2 separate regions of the Homo sapiens genome follow, and region 2 is linked to region 1. A link is a loop called in an ENCODE intact Hi-C map of the cell type or tissue named here. Cell type or tissue: CD14-positive monocyte. All regions are shown on one strand. Links, peaks and the distances in the headings refer to the core of each region. The heading gives the core; the rest is flanking DNA.

Evidence for each region. Hi-C counts contacts between places; a loop is a spot of excess contacts. Peaks named below come from ENCODE experiments on the same cell type or tissue, not always from the same donor. Only the 100,000 strongest peaks of a DNase experiment are listed, where the experiment ranks them.
Region 2: a loop joins it to region 1, with 3 times the contacts of the local background. A loop is called at or near these places in 4 of 110 quality-filtered maps.

The regions. Positions count from the first base shown.
Region 1 is chr6:5,719,782-5,728,113 of GRCh38, forward strand. All of the region lies in intron 6 of FARS2 (phenylalanyl-tRNA synthetase 2, mitochondrial), which reads left to right. Among named protein-coding and RNA genes, the nearest start is that of FARS2-AS1, 270 kb to the left of the region's middle. RefSeq lists an enhancer at 4,206-4,525. In CD14-positive monocyte, for the core only: no CTCF peak of the experiment used is centred there; DNase peaks (open chromatin) are centred at 4,320 and 4,600; H3K4me3 peaks cover 1,590 bases; H3K27ac peaks cover 3,257 bases.
Region 2 is chr6:5,667,543-5,675,874 of GRCh38, forward strand. The region is part of intron 6 of FARS2 (phenylalanyl-tRNA synthetase 2, mitochondrial); the gene reads left to right. LOC101927950 (a long non-coding RNA gene) reads right to left here. Exons shown (of 4, transcript NR_110842.1): 3 at 495-571. Among named protein-coding and RNA genes, the nearest start is that of FARS2-AS1, 210 kb to the left of the region's middle. RefSeq lists an enhancer at 5,200-6,196. In CD14-positive monocyte, for the core only: no CTCF peak of the experiment used is centred there; DNase peaks (open chromatin) are centred at 3,809, 5,219, 5,659, 7,399 and 1 weaker place; H3K4me3 peaks cover 3,176 bases; H3K27ac peaks cover 4,855 bases.

The DNA of each region.
Region 1 (8,332 bases), core at 323-8,322:
ATTCAGCTCATCTGAAAGCTTGTAGTTGATTTTATGTATTGCAGCCCATTCAAAAATAATCTTGTAAAGCATAGTGTTTGCTTAAACTTGAGACAGCTTGCAATGTGGCTTCCGTTTAGTGTGACACAAACCTGTTGTGGACTCTCTATTATACCACAGAAATTGTTATAACCACCACGTCTATTGTCTTCCAGAAGGACACTTGAGAGTCACTTGTAAAAGTTGGCCTGTGCTTTCCTATTAAAAACTGCTGTTTAAATGGTAGTTAGTCTCCTGTTTAGTATGCGGTGTAGCTAGATCACCCTGCATTCACAATGCTCTACATAAAAAAAAAAACAACACTGCTGCAATACCAATAGTTAAAAGCAATTCCATTAAATACATTGCGAACTAGTTTTAAATTTTTATCTTGATGTAGGCACTTAAGAAAAAGGAAGGGATAAAAAATAGTTGGAGACATTTATAGTGATTCTGAGGGTAACTTCTGAGTTCTGGGGCTTACAGACTCTTGCCATTGGGTCTTCATCTAAGTAGCGCTACTCAAACGTGTATGAGCCCTAGTTAAAGCATTATGGCTCACAAGAAAATAAAACAAACACATCAGTTTTCCAGATGTTAATTGATCAGTTTTCCAGATGTTAATTGATCAGTTTTCCAGATGTTAATTGGAGATGTTTTGAAAGAGAGAAGCTTCAGAAGGCAGACAAATACTAAAGAGAATGTGTCTTTACAATATTCATTCAGCATTTATTGTGTACCTAGCATGCCCTAGGCTCTAGAGCAGCATTCTCAGACCACTAGTTTTCTAGATTGCCTTTACATTCATAAGTCTCAAGATTATTAAATTTAAATAGCCTCAAGATCCCCTTTACATTCTTAAAAATTATTGAGGACCCCAGAGAGTTTTTGTTTATTTGGGGTTATATCTACTGATATTGATCATATTAAAAATTAAAACTGTATATAAATGTTTAAATGCTTTGCCTGGGCATAGTGGCTCATGCTCTATAGTCCCAGCACTTTGGGAGGTGGAGGCAGAAGGATTGCTTGAGGATAGGAGTTCAAGACCAGCCTGGGTAACATAGCAAGACCCCCATCACTACAAAAAAAAATTTTTTTTAATTAGCTGTGCTAGGTAGCACATGCCTGTAGTCCCAGCCACTTAGGAGGCTGAGGTGAAAAAATTGTTTGAGGCCAGGAGGTCGAGGCTGCAGTGAGCTGTGATCATACCACTATACTCTAGCCTGGGTGACATAGTGAAACCTGTCTCTTTAAAAAGAAATAAAGTTTAAATGTTTTAAGTAAAACATTTTAAAAGATTTTATTATTTAAACATATCAATAATAAAACCATTGCATATTAACCTAATATAATTCTATGAAAAATAACTATAAAAATTTTTGTGAAAAGAATGACATTGATTTATATTTTTGCAAATCTTTTTCGGGTCTGGTCTAAGAAGACAACTAGCTTCTTATACCAGCTTCTGTATTCAGTCTGATGCTCTTAAGTTGTTTTGGTTACCCCAGATATTTTGTTAGAAAAGGGAAAAGTGTGTTAATAGACTTTTGAGAAAATTGTGGCTATTCATTCTTTGACACTCTACCAAAACCGGAAAAGTAGTAGTTTTTTAAAAGTTAGTTGCATTGTGAAATCTGAAATTATATCAATGACTGATATAATTTTTCACTTGTTACATTGAAATCGATTAGTCTATCTTGCAATTTTGAATGGATCATTCACTCTTTCATGATTGTGTGAAATCGTGCATCATTCAATTAGAAATATTGGTTCAGTGAGTTATGTAACTCTTTTAAGCGTCGACACATTTCATTATCTAAGATCAAAAAATCACATTCATTAGTATCATCACCAATCCTATCAGGAATGCCTTAAGTATTGGGAAATATGGAGACACATTTTCCAACGTTGACAATTTTCCAAATTTGCTTGAATTTTATCATTGGCCAAAAACACTGTCAGTTCTTGAAGTGGCAGGCTCATTGCATTTATTATCTCTGCCATCATTGGTCTGTCAGTACTTCTTCCATGTAAAAATAATGTTCCATGAAAAAGAGTTGCTGGTTCAGCTCACAGTTGAATCTCAGATGCACATTTCCTTGAGACAACCTTGTGCTTCAGCGTGTACCACGGGTTCTCTGTGTGTGTTTCCCACTGAGTCACACAGAATATAAAAAAGGCATATCAAGGGTTGAAACTTAATAAAGGTAATAATTTGTAGTGCTTTTTAAGGACGTTTTAAATATTCTCTTTTTTTCCAGCTTTAATGGATGAAACAAATTGTTGTTTTTTTCCTTGTAAGTGTGAGATGGTAAAAAATGCAGTGACTGCCAGTATAAGCTGGTGCCACTACCTTGATCCCAGCTAAGGCACCCACAGTTTTATCTACTGTTGCTTTTGCACCAAAGATGTAAGTGGCAATACAGCGAAAAGGGCAAATAAAGTCTTAATAGTATGAAAATGCTTTGACCTTACAAATCCCTGAAAGGGTTTTGGAGACCCCCACAGGTCTGCAGAACAGTCTTTTAAAACTCCTCACTAGATATACAGTTTGACATAGACAAGACGTTTTTCTTGTAAAGGGGGAAGATAGATAATAAACAAAATACATCAGGGGTGCTGTAACCAAAACAAAGCAGTGCGCTGTGACAGAGGGGTTATCTCAGGTGGGATGGCCCTGAAAGGCTGCGGAGGCAGTGACGTTTAAGATGAAACTTAAGAGCAGGTCGACTGGGATAGCCAGCCCAGGCTTGATGGCAAGAGCTCACAGGGAATGTTCCAGGGGCAGCAGAAGAACCCCTGTGCTGAGCATGGTGAGGAGGGGGAAGCGCAGGGAGAGAAAAGGTCAGTGAGGCTGTCAAGGGCTACACTGATCGGGCCTGAGGAACCAAGGTGAGAGCTGGATTTTATTCTGAGTGCAACGAGGATGTCCTTGGAGGGGTGTGAAGCAAGGTGAAAGGTCATGTCCACCTTGTAGCCTCAGGAAGTCTCCCCTCACCCCACTTCCACCTCCATTCTTCTCTAGGGGGCCACGACTGGGTTTGAAACTCTAAACCCTAGTTATGAAGTTGTAAATATAAGTAAAAAAGAAAATCCCAAAAGATTACATACAGCATGGTATTCATTTTATAAAATAAACAACTTACTAAAACCTCAGAGCTATCTACAAAGGAAGTCAAGGGAGCAATAAACAAGGATTCAGAACAGTGATTCCCTGAGAGAGGGCAGGCAGGAGGATGAGTTGGGGAAGACTCCACAGATGGACAAAAGTCCTCATCCGAGTTCCGGTTCTGGGGGTGAGTGGGGTTTTGTGGGTGTTTGTGATCTTATTAAGTAAGGGTGAGTGAGTGAAGGTGACAGGCCACGAATGGGCCACTCGCGAGTGTGTCGGGAGCCGTGGGTCATGACAGACCCAAGTACGTGCCCCTGGGTTTGATATAAAAAGAGAATAAGGGTAGAAAAGAAACAAAGCTCATATCTATATATTTCATTTATTTACATGCCGTTTGATTTCTAGCTTGTTCAACCCTAGTTATTGCAAATATCAAGTGTAGTATCATGGGTCATGGGAAAAGGCTGCTGGATTCAAAACTCGGCTTTGTGTGCACCCTTGGACACGCTGCAGACCCTTCCAGGCCTCAGTGTCTTCATCTTCTTCATCTATGATGTGGAATAATTGCAGGATCCGCTCATAGGCTTGTTGAGAACATCGAACAGGACAATGCCTGTGAACCGCTGTCACAAGCCTCTCAGTCACGTTTACTGCACAGGTGGAGATTCTCTCTCCTGTATACACTGCCTCTCTCGATCCATTTTTCCTTTCTTTATGTAACTGGGAAAAACCAAGAATGAAGCAGGTTTGTTTTTGTTTTGCGTGTGAGGAAAAGGTTGTTGAATCTGTTCTCAAGAATGTTTGAATTAAATTCTCTTTGCCTGGGGATGGTATTTTTATCTTATATGATTGTTCTTTGAACAAGCAGTAAGAAAACAAAATGAAATTGGGAGGCTCCTTGCTTTCTTCCTGAAAAGAGGCTTCAGGGCTTTGGGCCAAACTGTGCCTTGAAATGAATTTTAGAAGCGGCCACAGCAGGCGGTCTCTGTTGTGAGGGGCCCAGCTAGTAACAGGCACACTCCCCCAAGACAGAGGAAACACCCTGCAGAGCGGTGGCCACGCTGGGCTGTCCACCGCACAGGGGCTGTCAGAGAAAGAGTGGGCTCGGCGGGAAAGGAAGGGCCGCCCCAGTGGGTTACACGGGAGGCCGCTCCAGGCAAGGGTTTTCAATTTCAGTTCCCTTTTCCCCACACTGCATGGTTTCACTTCTCTGATGGGGCTTAGAATCTGCGCCATTAGGCAGCTTCCACAGCTTAGACGCCTTTCCTAAGGAAGGGTTGGCACAGGGCTGTCAGCCATCAGAGACCTGAGAGGGCAACCACCGGTGCCCTCCCTGCTGGATTCAAGAGGAGCTGGGTGATTCTGGGTTCCAGGATGAAGAGGAGCTAGCAGGGACAAGGAGTAAGCAGAATGTTTGCACACAGGAAATGACAGGGGACTCCGTTGCTGGAGCCATCCCTTCCCTTTGTGGTCATCACGAAATATCCATGACCATAGTAGTGCCACTGTGGCCTGAGTCTCAGGATTGCCTGTGCCCATGAGGTGGCCAGAGCCAGCTCTGAGTCCCCAGGGTGGCCCACAGCCAAGGAACAGAGCCCCCAGGACGCAAAAAGAAACCACCACTAGTTGAGAAGGGAGGAGGAGAACTCCTCTCATGACTGTGCCTGGCAGGAGACAGCGCATCCTGCAGCCTGAGCCTGGTGCTCTACGGGGGCCAGCCGAGGCTAAGACTGTCCCTCACGGAAGGATCTTGAGGCTTCTGTGTCCTCCCCGACACTGGCTGCACTCACCTCCCCTCAGCCTCTGTGCATAGCAGCCCACCGTACTTCAGGACCACTCTTTGTAATCAGGGAATTCTTCTTTACATTGAGCCATAATCTGCCCCATAATTTCCACAGATGAATCCTAATTCAGGTCTCCACAGTAACATGAAATACATCTGCCCCTTTTTGGAATATATGTTAGGTCTACTCTGTGTCCTGCACCATGCCAGGCAGCAGACAAGACACAGACATAGACCTTTCCTTCCAGGAGACTAAAACGTAGTGGGGCAGATGCCATTAAACAAATAATCACACAAAATTCTAAAGATGAAATGAAGTTTCTCGCTATTACCGTGTTACCACACGTGGAAAACAGTCAGCTATGTCTTCTGTCTAAGGGAAGGTATTTTGCAATGGCCTGACTTAAAAGCCGTGGGATTTCCATGAAATCTCTGGATGATGCGGAGCAGACACCCCAGTGCTGAGCAGCTTTCTTTAGTTGAAAGAGAGGGTTAGTGATGGCCAAATTCGTAGCCTGTTTTGGGGATGGCGTGATGACTTTGAACATGGGCGCTGGGGTGTATGGAGGAAGGTGAAAGGTGTCCGTGGGGAGAAAATTGGAAAGGAGCTTTGGAGGCAGGTTGGGCAAGGCATTAAGTGCCAGAGTAAGAAGTTGGAACTGCGTTTGATGATCATCAGGTGAGAAGACCTTTGAGCAGGGAGGGAAGTTAGGTCTGAGTTTTGAGGCAGTTATTTTAAAATGGTTCCAAGCATGGCCTCTGCAGCCTGGCTGCCCGGGCTCCAGTCCTGGCCACTGGCAGTGGGAAGAGTTACCTGGCCTCCCTGTGCCTCAGTTTCTACATCTGTAAAACAGAAATAATAGTGGTATGTACTTAAAAGAGCAAATGAGTTGATGCATGTGACATTTTTGGAGCTTTGCCTAGCTGTGGAAAAGTGCTTTAAAAAGGTTAGCTGGGGCCAGGCATGGTGGCTCACACCTGTAATCCCAGCACTTTGAGAGGCCAAAGCTGGTGGATCAGTTGAGCTCAGGAGTTCGAGACCAGCCTGGCCAACATGGCGAAACCCCGTGTCTACTAAAAATACAAAAATTAGCTGGGCGTGGCGCGCACACCTGTAATCCCAGCTACTCGGGAGGCTGAGGCAGGAGAATCGCTTGAACCAGAGAGGCAGAGGTTGCAGTGAGTCGAGATGGGGCCACTGCACTCCAGCCTGGGCAACAGAGCAAGACTCTGCCTCTAAATAAATAAATAAGGGTAAGCTGGTATTATAATCACCACCATTGTCATCATCATTGTTGGAATAGGCATTGGAAGGAGGTGGATGAATTTGGGTCAGTGGGTGTCATTCACAGTAGGGCACAGTAGAGGCCTGACTTTAAAAGACTAGGTATGCTGCCACCTTCCTCAAAACGGCACCTGCACTGTGTTCACTCACATAAGTAGAAACCTGGCTCTTTTTTTCTTTTTAGAATCTTTTTTTTTTTAATCCTCACTTGGGATTAATCACCTCCAGAAGGCCCTCATCAGGGGTTACAATACACGTGTGCATGTTTGAGGCCATGCTGCCCACGCGTAGACTTGGGGAAGGAATTTGCAGCGCCTCACTCCCTCACCAGCAGGCCCAGTGCCAGGGGGCTCCTAGATGATGGCTGGAGCCCGCCAGTATGATGCTAAGAATGAAGACTCTGCTGCAGCATGGGCAAATATTTAGGCAATGATGATAAATGAAATAAAGCCTGAAACCACACATGCATGATGGTCCTCACGATGTAAAAACATGGTTGCACATGAGCCAGGGCCGTAAAGAAACACAGATAAACAGTGGCACTCGTGTTAAGATGGGCAGCGCAGGAGCACATGAATTGTTTTCCTTTAATATTTCTGCAATTGTCTTAACGATATTTTTAAAGTAGAAAAAGTAAAGGAGGGAGCATGTGCCCAGGATCCCTCTATGCCTCGGAGACCACAACTGCAGAGCAGCCATTGTTTTAGCAGAGATGGAGGGCTCCAGAGGGTGGGGCATGTCAGTTCTTAAAGAACTGCTCTTGATCTGCGAACCCCTCTGCCCTCTTTAAGCCCCAGGGGCACCGCCATCTCTAGGAATGGAAATTCCCAGCCAATGGCTCCTGCACCAGAGACAGTGGGCCCTTCCCTTCCTCACAGACAGTGCTTCCTCAGGATCATGGCCCTTCCAGGGTGAGCTTCCCGGGTAACTGGACAGGGGCTGAAAGTAGCATCCTTAGGCTATCCCATTGATGGTCTTGGTTAAAACAAGCACAGTTCAAATACCTTCGTGACCGCTGTCAACTGCAAATGGTATGGCCTTGGGTCAGATACTTGGCCTCATTGAGCTTCACTTCCACCGTCTGTAAAGGAGCAATGCCTCTGCAGTACCTACCTTCCTCACCGGGCTGTTACTGGTAGGAAAAGCGTGACTGCAGTGCATGGCACCCAGGAAGCTGCTCAGTCAACAGTAACGGCGGCTGCTGCTGTAGGGGTGGGCATGGGAGGGGCTGTTCCTCTCATCACTAGTTTTATTCAGTGGTTCAGATGGTTCAAATGCAGCCTCCTCTATGAGGTTGGACCCCGTTCCTCTGCACAGAACTTTCCCTCCTCCCTTGGTCTCCTGGAACACTGCGTTTGTGCCTGTCTCACAGCGCCTGCTACTTTCTCTGAGGCAGTGGTGTCACTTATACTTGTTACACTTTTCAGAGGCAGGGTGCTGACTGGCCAGAACGTAGGAAAGGCCAGGTCAGAGACTTTCTGTTTAAATAAAATGCCACGCTAGCGGGTTTCGGGTAACTGAAGAAAGTGCATTCCGCGGTCTCCATGTGGTCAGGACTTGGCTCTGTGAGTCTGCAGCCTTGTTCAGCCCTCCCTGCAGCTGTTACTGTATCCCTGTCTTCCTACTGAGGCCATGCTTGGGCCATTGTGGCACCTATACATCTTTAATACACGCCCCAATTAATGAGTTAAGTCCAGATAAAGTGGGTCTGAGGAGTTCACAGATTGGAGTGCCACAGGGATCATATTTTCAGGTGCATTTTCTTCCAATGCACTCTGACAGCTCAAAACACTTCCTCGAGCTTCTATACATTCTGCTCGTTGCCATGTGTCCCCAGCACTTGGATATGTAATGCGAGGGATACCAACAGACTGATTTCTAAATGAGCTTCCTGCCTCAAGGCAAAGGTTGAGTTGCCCGTGCAGCTGGGAGGGCCACCAGGTGAATGACGCTGTTAGAGGGGAAGTGTTGGGGTGAAAGGTCCCTGGGAGCTTCGCTTACCACCGTGGGCACTTAATGGATGCTAAATAATTGAAAGAATAAAGTGAGAGATGAGTGGATGCCGCCTTGATGGCCCCTCGATGAACTAACAGGGTCCGAGAACATTTGCAAATTGGTCATTAATGTTTCA
Region 2 (8,332 bases), core at 115-8,114, 52 kb before region 1:
CTTTGTTGAATATAACAAAGTGAATATAAACAAAATGAAAATTTGGGGGAAAAGTAAAATATCATTTGGCATTAAAGATAACCCCTTAAGAAAATCACTATCAGTACCAAACATGGAGCCATCCAGCCAAACCCATAGAATTCTAGAACATCAGAGCTGGATAAGCCCTTAGAACAATCTGTCCAAATCTGTTATTTTGCAGAGGGGGAAGTGGAGACCCAGCCATGCAAAGGTATTAGCAACAGTTAGTTTACATTTCTTTCTGGCTGCATTTACAGTGGGTAAATACATCTTAACTTTAGTGGGTTGAAAAAGACAGGTGCTATTTCCTCAAACAATATTTTGGCTGCTGGTGATCGACTCTTAGAGCAAGAGAAACACTTTCTAACATCGATGTGGGATTTTGTGTGTGATGTGTGGGTTTCCTGAGCTGCTGAGCTTTTCCACAATCTCCTGCTCTATTACTTCGTAGCCCACTTTCCTTTAATACCCACCGTCAGAGAGGTTCTCTTTACCATTCCTCTGCTCAGCTCCTTCAGAAGTCTGTGTACACCGACAATAAATGGTAGGTCTGAAAACAGATGAGAGGTTTTTAAATTTGAAAACAGATGAGAGGCTTTCTTCCCTCAAGGGATGATGTGGGGTTTAGTAGCTTCAGCTATGTTGAATTTTACTTATAAATGGTGATGACTTGCTTATAATGTGAGGTTTATTTTCTGTTTTATATGTATCTTATAAGCAGCCACATGAGCAAATATTTAATTTATTGTCACTCTTGTACTGTTGGACAGCAGCAGCTCATGTGAATGATACTATACCAATTCAAGCTCGGGAATGACTATTGGACACCCAGCACACTGTTAGGGTTATCTGCGTGTGTCCATGTGATACTGAAATGGCTGGTCCCCTGGTCAAATAGCCAGAGAAACCAGAGGGAAAGTGAATTCCTGAACTTCATTCAATTAAATGAATTGAGGTTTAGATGTTTTTTACTGTTTAATTCAGGCGAAACATTTGTTATTCTTTATGTAGAAACAGCTGAGGCAAAAATGGATGGCTTAGAAGGAATATCCAAGTTTGAATCCAGGTTTTACCTCTTCATTGCTATGTTACCTTGAGCAAGTTTCTTTTTTGTGTGTTTGGGTTTTTTTTTTTTTTTTTTTTTTTTGAGATGGAGTTTGTCTCTTGTTGCCCAGGCTGGAGTGCAATGACGTGATCTCGACTCACTGCAACCTTCGCCTTCTGTGTTCAAGTGATTTTCCTGCCTCAGCTTCCCGAGGAGCTGAGATTACAGGCACCCACCATCACGCCCTGCTAATTTTTTTTGTATTTTTATAGAGACGGGGTTTCACCATGTTGGCCAGGCTGGTCTCGAACTCCTGACCTCAGGCGATGGACCCGCCTTGGCCTCCCAAAGTGCTGGGATTACAGGCATGAGCCACCACACCCAGCCCACGTTGAGCAAGTTTCTTAACTTCTCTAGGCCTCAAGGGCTTTAACCACTTGTAATGATGATAATAGTGCACAGTGCTTTCAAGGTTATATTTTAATAATCAATATAAGGTACCTAGTGCAGTCCCTGAAAAAACAAACAGATGTTAATTCCCTTTCTCCTAAGAAAGTAGTCCTGGAATGGGAAAATAGGAGCCATTCCTTGACACGGAGCAGACGTGTTATCCTGGCCTCCTATGCCATTGCCTTCTGTGGTCAGTACTTGAACATTGTGCCCTCGGATTCCATCAACAGATCCTGAGAAACAGAGAAAGTTGCTCCCGCAGGTCCCATAGTAAGCTTGTTGAGTGTTGTCCATTCCTATCACTCAGCCCACCTCCCCCCACCCCCCCGCTGCCTATAAAACCTTTTGTGGGAAATGTTTTAAAAATTAAGCACCAAGGGTTAGTGTGCCTCAAGATAAGGGTAAATTTGACCTTAAGGGTTTTGTAAGTGACCATTTTTCCTTCACTGTGGCTGGGGAGAGCCACCGTATACGTCAGCCCCCAGGGCTTGCTGTTGTGTTGCTCTTTTCCCTGATCTCAGTAGTCCTGTACTTGCTAATATTTTCGCTCATCATATTGCAGTGTATTAGGAGAGGGCTCTGATGCTGTTCTGTGGTATTATAGGCCCAAGTCAAGAGCTCCCAAATCCTGCCCTGCTAGTCATTTGGCCTCCTGATGGCAAACAGAGGTCCTGAGATTCGGAGAGTGAAGCGGAGTGGCTGCCGGCACCACCTTCTCACCTGCAAGAGCACCCAGAGCCTTGTCCGGAGTTGGGCTTATTGGAGGAGCTGGTGAAGGAGAAGAGGCTGAGTTGGCTTAAGCACCCCTTCTGCCTGCCTCTAACCCCACACCTTCAGATCCCTTTAGCTGCTTGCACAGCTCATGACCTATGAACGGGGGTGGGGAAGAAGTAGGCAGAATGGAGTCTGACATGAGAAAAGTGTCAATAACATCCCATTTCTTGTGTTGATTCTTGATTTCTGTTCATATTCAAACATTATTTTGTTGTATATTTTCTTTCGTAGGCCTCCTTAAAATTCTCGTAGAATGAGGCAAGATATAAACACTTACATAGAAGTTAACAGCAGTGTGTTAATGATATATGCAGCCAAGCATAGGCGCTTATGCCCAGAGTGCGCAAGTATACAGAGGACATTCAGTGGCCAAAGTTGGCTAGAGTTGCTTTGGTCCTTGATCAAGTCCTGTTTAGATTTCTCCACCCAAATAAGTTACATCAATACTGACTAGATAATACATATTCAACAGGCAGTACACCCCCTGATCATTGTGGATATCACAATTCAGGAAATCATTTACTTACTAAACATTTTTACTTACTAAACATTTACTTACTAAACTTTTGTGTCCCCTACTAAACTTTTAGCTTCTAGAGAGTAGAAACCATGTCCTGTTGTTCTTTATGCTTATAGTACTTGGCCCACAACTGATGCACAATGGATCACGAGGGGTGACTAGATAAATGAGAATTTTTTAATGGCAAGATGATTCAGAGCAAATGAAATGTAGAATATCATAATATTTTATAAGGAATGGCATTTTGGGCAAGTTATTACTTGTACGTACTTTTAGAAACAGTCTCTTCCTCTAACCAAATGCTTCTGAGTAGGATCCTGCTTTAATGGATAGAAAAACATGAGTTCTCATTAGTATGCACAGCACTGAAGCCCAGTTACATTTTTTTTTTAAATAAGCACACTTTTTAAGTGCTGCCATGCAGTGTCATCGCTCCAAAAGCTTATCACATTGTTCATTTTCTTAGCAGGCTCAGTTCTACTGATGGTGTAAAGTTTCAACCGGGGCTCTTCATAATTATTACGAATTCTTAAGACTGAAATCAGGTGGCTTTTTATTTTTAGTGTCCTTATTGTGCTCACTCAAGACTATATATTCAGCAGTGTGCAGTCTATGCCTGACTGTATAAAAGACTGGAATGTTCACACACTATAATGAATAATGAGTGTCAGTGAACTCATTACAGTAAATCCTTAGGTAATTACTTTCTGCCTTAGTTGGGGGACTTATGGTAGCATAAGCTAAAATTATTTCATCTCCAGACAAACCCTGAGGTGGCTGTTGGAGTTAAATATAATTCATTTGCAGCATGTTTATTATAGTTAAATTTAACTAATTTAGGGCCTGTTGCTGGCCAGAAGCTGAGGAGGAGGAAGTTGCAGTGTCCATGAGTACCTCAGAAAAATGAGGCTTCATGGCCGAGCTTTCAGAGCATGACGTAAGAGTTACTCCCACTCTGTCTCTGCTCTTCCTGTCCCCAGAGCTGGATGGGTTTGTTCATGAAAGTGATTGGCTAATGAGCTCTTCAGGCATAGGATTAATGTGGTGTAGCAAGAGGAAGTCTCAGCGTTGAGCTGGGGCTCTGCTCAGTTCTCTCCTCTGTTTCTGCCGGAACTTCCTGGTGTTACAGAAAGAACTATGGTGTTCAAGGTCACTGTTGTATGAATGGATTTATCAGCAGATGGTGAGGCTCCCCCTTCTCGTGCCCCATTTCCACTCAACACTGTCGGGCCAGTCTGGGCGTTATTTCTTCCTAAGCCTTCCAGCCTGGAAGACTTAGCTCTGGAAAAAATAGGAAAGGACTTACTCCAAGAACCAAGCACATGTTTACAGAGGATGGTTTAACCTTTAAAGATGTTGCCACTGAAGAGTTTTTAGATTAGATTTTGCCTCATGAGAGCTCTTCTGAGCTGGATGGCTTGCTCTACCAAAGATGTTACAGGGACACCCGCAGGAGAAATCGCATCAACGCGGGGAGGTGAGGCTTCTGAGCCATCGCTTGTGTCTAAGAACATAAGCCAAAAATCACTGTAGGGGGACTGTTCCCCAGAAGACAGGGACCTTGCCAGGAGAGGAAACACAATTCCGATCATCGTGAGGAACGTGCATTTGCGGAAGACATTGTCCTACTTTTCCACAAAAATACCATGTCTCCATTCTGGAAATATGTGCACTGTGCTAATTGCTCAAGAGAAGGTAGCAGTTGGAAAAAGTCCAGAGAAGGATGAGTAGATGAACACAGGAATCAGTCGGTAGCCGTGGGAACAGCAAAGCCCCTTCAGTGGGAAGGCAAGAGTAAAGAGAAGACAGCACTGAAGTCTGTGGAATCTAAAGCGGCTTTGGTGGGGTTTCCTCACCGACCCAAAGTGCAGAGCTAGCAGGGTAGGCACACCCACCCGTGCCTGTGGTGGCCCGCCCTAAGACTCTATCCAGGACAGCCACCTCAGCCTCACTATCCCCTGGCCACGTCCTGGCCGTTCAGTCCCACCGTGACGCAGCTTACAAGCTGCAGAACCGTCTGCCTCTCAAGCCAGTGTTCCTCCCACTGTACCACAGTTGCTTCCGTTGGGTCCAGACTCTTCTGAAAACTCCCCTTTTCAATTTTACTCAAACAGATTTTGGCCATGGAAATGGTTTGTGACTTTAACGGGCAAGCTGTGATATAAAAAGTAAACCATGGGTTACATAACTTCAGGGGCAGGTTAACTTTTCCAGAATTCTGGTCTCAAAGTAAAGATTTAGATTTAGTTGAGGCTATAAAAATTCAGGAAAAAATAATAAAGCATTTCTACACCTCCCTCCTTCCCCTTGCGAGCCCCCCTTAAAAATAGCATCTGAAGTTTCATTGTAGCTGAGTCACTGCTTGGTGCGATCTAGGGCTAGGCTGCAACTGGACCTGTCAGAATGAGGCCACAGTGATTCATGATGAAGCTAAGTTTGGTTGCCACTGACAACATGTGTTCCTCTCTGTTCTTTCCCTGGAGTTTGGAGACACTGTATTTTGCCTTTGGATTAGAAACGCCTTTGAGTGGTGAGAGTAATGGGATGAGATGGGCCACTGCAATTAAAGAGCCCTCTGGGCCCTCTTTCTGTGACACCCTAGCCATTTGTTAGGGGAAGGTAGGAGTAATTAACATAACCAAAGACCTTTGGGGCTGTGAAGGGAATTTATCTCCTCTGCCTTTGCAGTTTAGCATCAAGTCAGTCTACCAACCAAGAGCCCCCCAACACCTTTTCTGGGCCCCAAACTGTGCTTCCCATTGAGGAAAGGCAAATGATAGAATATGCGGTCCCTACCCTGAAGGAATTTGGGGAAGCACAAACCAATTAGAGAAGCACTGTCTACTTCCCACGTTGATTATAATCATGTATGTGTCAGTTTCCACGTTTGCGCCTGGAGGGCAGAAGCCACAGCTGGTTTTGCTGTGCATGGCACCTGTGTTCCTGGAGCTGAAGTGAATGGGTCCTGCCTCCAGCACCTGCTTCCCCACTTCTGCCATCAGAAAGACTCGTTCGGGAAAACATTCCTTCATTCCCTTCCTAGGGCACCACAGTTAATAAGGCCACAAATTTGGGCCTGTCCATCCTGGTGCAAGTATCTGAGGAAGCAAGAAGAGATCCGGGTTAGCAAGGATACGATTACAATGCTTTTATTTTTTTAATGGGACTTGGGCGGTGAGGAAATTCTATGTTCCCCGTCATTTATGCAGACTCCAGCTAAACGTATGCTAGTTGAACTCATGCCAGCTCTGTGGAAGTGAGGGACAGATACAAGAAACATGGGAACTTTCCAAGAAATGAAGCTTCTTTGCTGCCATGTCGATGATGCTTGTTTCTGAGAAACTCAAATGTATGGAAGTGTAGAGTAGAGCTTCCCAAACAGGGTGCCGTAGTTCACAGATTTGCACACAGGGGTGCCAGCATAATGATCTCTGCAGCTCTTGGCACACCTTGGTATGTCTGGAGTATGAGATGGACTTAACATATGAATATACATATAAATATATATAATGTATCTGTACATCTTAGGGACTAGACAAACAAGGTGTTAAATGTGTTCCTCTCTGGATGGTAGGTTTATGGAATCCTTTAATCATTTTACTTATTTGCTTATTTAAACTTCTGAATCTGTAACAATTTATTGTGTGTGTGGAAGAATTCTTTCAGCCCAACCAAATACTAGCCAAAATATTGAAGTGGAAGGTATCAGTGTTCGGTGATCCAGCCAAAGGTTTATGTATATGTTTTATTCAAACACTGTCTTAGAAACCATTTGCCCTGAGGATGTGTCCTCTATTTTGTCAGTTTAAAAAGGATTCTTTTCAGTTAGTGCATTCTCATTAAAAAAAAAAAAAAAAAAAAAGGAAAGAAAAAGAAACAGTAAAGCAGATGTCACATATCAGAGAAATTGCCACATCTTGATAGATTCACACCATTTATTTTCTTTGCCTGTAAGCCTAATACTGGCAACAGCCCAAACTGCCAACTTTCTTCATTTATTGACATTCTTAAAAAGTTAACTTCCTGTCGAGGATGTTTTTGACAGGGATATTAAGAGAAAGACTTGTTGGTCAGATGTAGGTTCCAGCTGGCCACACTGTAAAGGCCACTGGGAATCGGAACCTTGGCAGATCCATGCAGAGGTAATAGTTTGGAAGTTGGGAATTCTTATTTCCCGGCAACTGTAGACAAGGAGCAATGATTTGCTATTTGTATTTTATATCGTATTACATTTGCAAAATGTTTGTGGTCATTCAAATTTGTTTTTTTTCACAGTACTTCTGTGAATGCCTGATTTCTCTTTGCCTAGGCTCTCAGATTCTTGAGGGGGTGGATGGAGGTGTGATATTTGCCTTCTTCTCACATAGGAATGCCTATAACCTAAATGAGATCAATATCATTTCGTTCTTCTGGGAGCAGTACTATTTTTGCCAGTTACCAACATTATAAAATACTTCCATATTTGGAACTGTGGCATTTTGTACTTGGAGGGATTTTTTAAAGAAATTGCCTGGTCTAGTTCCTTCATTATACAAATGAAACCATTGAGACCGAACAGGCAAAGGGAAGTTCTCAGAGTCACAAGAAGTGGTCAGTGGCCAGGCTGAGGCCAGACTGTAGTTTCCTTTTTACTACTGGTCATACTCTGTGCTTTCTACCAATATTTCCCAATTACTATGGGGAATTAATAAAAAATGTTTTTTAATCTGCATTTTTTGGGGGAAAGATAAAAATACAGAGTTTGTCACAACATAGGTGGTCAATAAATATTTGGTGAAGAAGGTGTTTGATAAAGTTGCATATATTTACCTCTTGAGTCAATAAAAATGCGTTATATTTGCAGATAGACACACACACACACACACACACACACACACACACACACACGGTGCTATGTAGTAGCTGGTAACCACATGTGTGCTGTCAGTCCATACAGGGACTTGATTGTCATGTATCCCAGTCTTTGTGGCTCTGTTCAAAGGAAGAAGCTCTGGGGAGGAGTAACAGAGAATTTTAGGAGACAGAGAAAATAGACTTCTTTTCAATGGAAACTTATCAGAATTGTTGAAGTGAGAAAGCCATACACATCTCTATGTGTATTTTGGTATCAGTGTAGTATTGTCTGCAGTAACTCTTTGTTTAGTCATGAAATATGTTACTTGCCATTCCACATGTACCCAATACAGTGTTAAAAAGAGTCCTGTTCAGCTAGGATAAATCACAGAACAAGTATAGTAAGAACATCACCAAGTAATTATACAGTATGTCTTTGAGATTTGTGTCTCCAAGTTTCTGAATATTTCATTTTGAAAGAGTAACTTAGAAAACGTAAAGAGAAGTTCCACAGAAGTGCCTGGGAGAGCTGATCTTTACCAAATTCAGTAAAAATTTCAGAGGTGAATAAAATAAACCTGGACAATTCATAATAACCTACAGAAGACACATCGTTTTCATTGTTTTCCATTGGCTAACATATCCGGTAGGAAGTTAAATTTCACTGTCTTTTGCATAGCACAGAATTT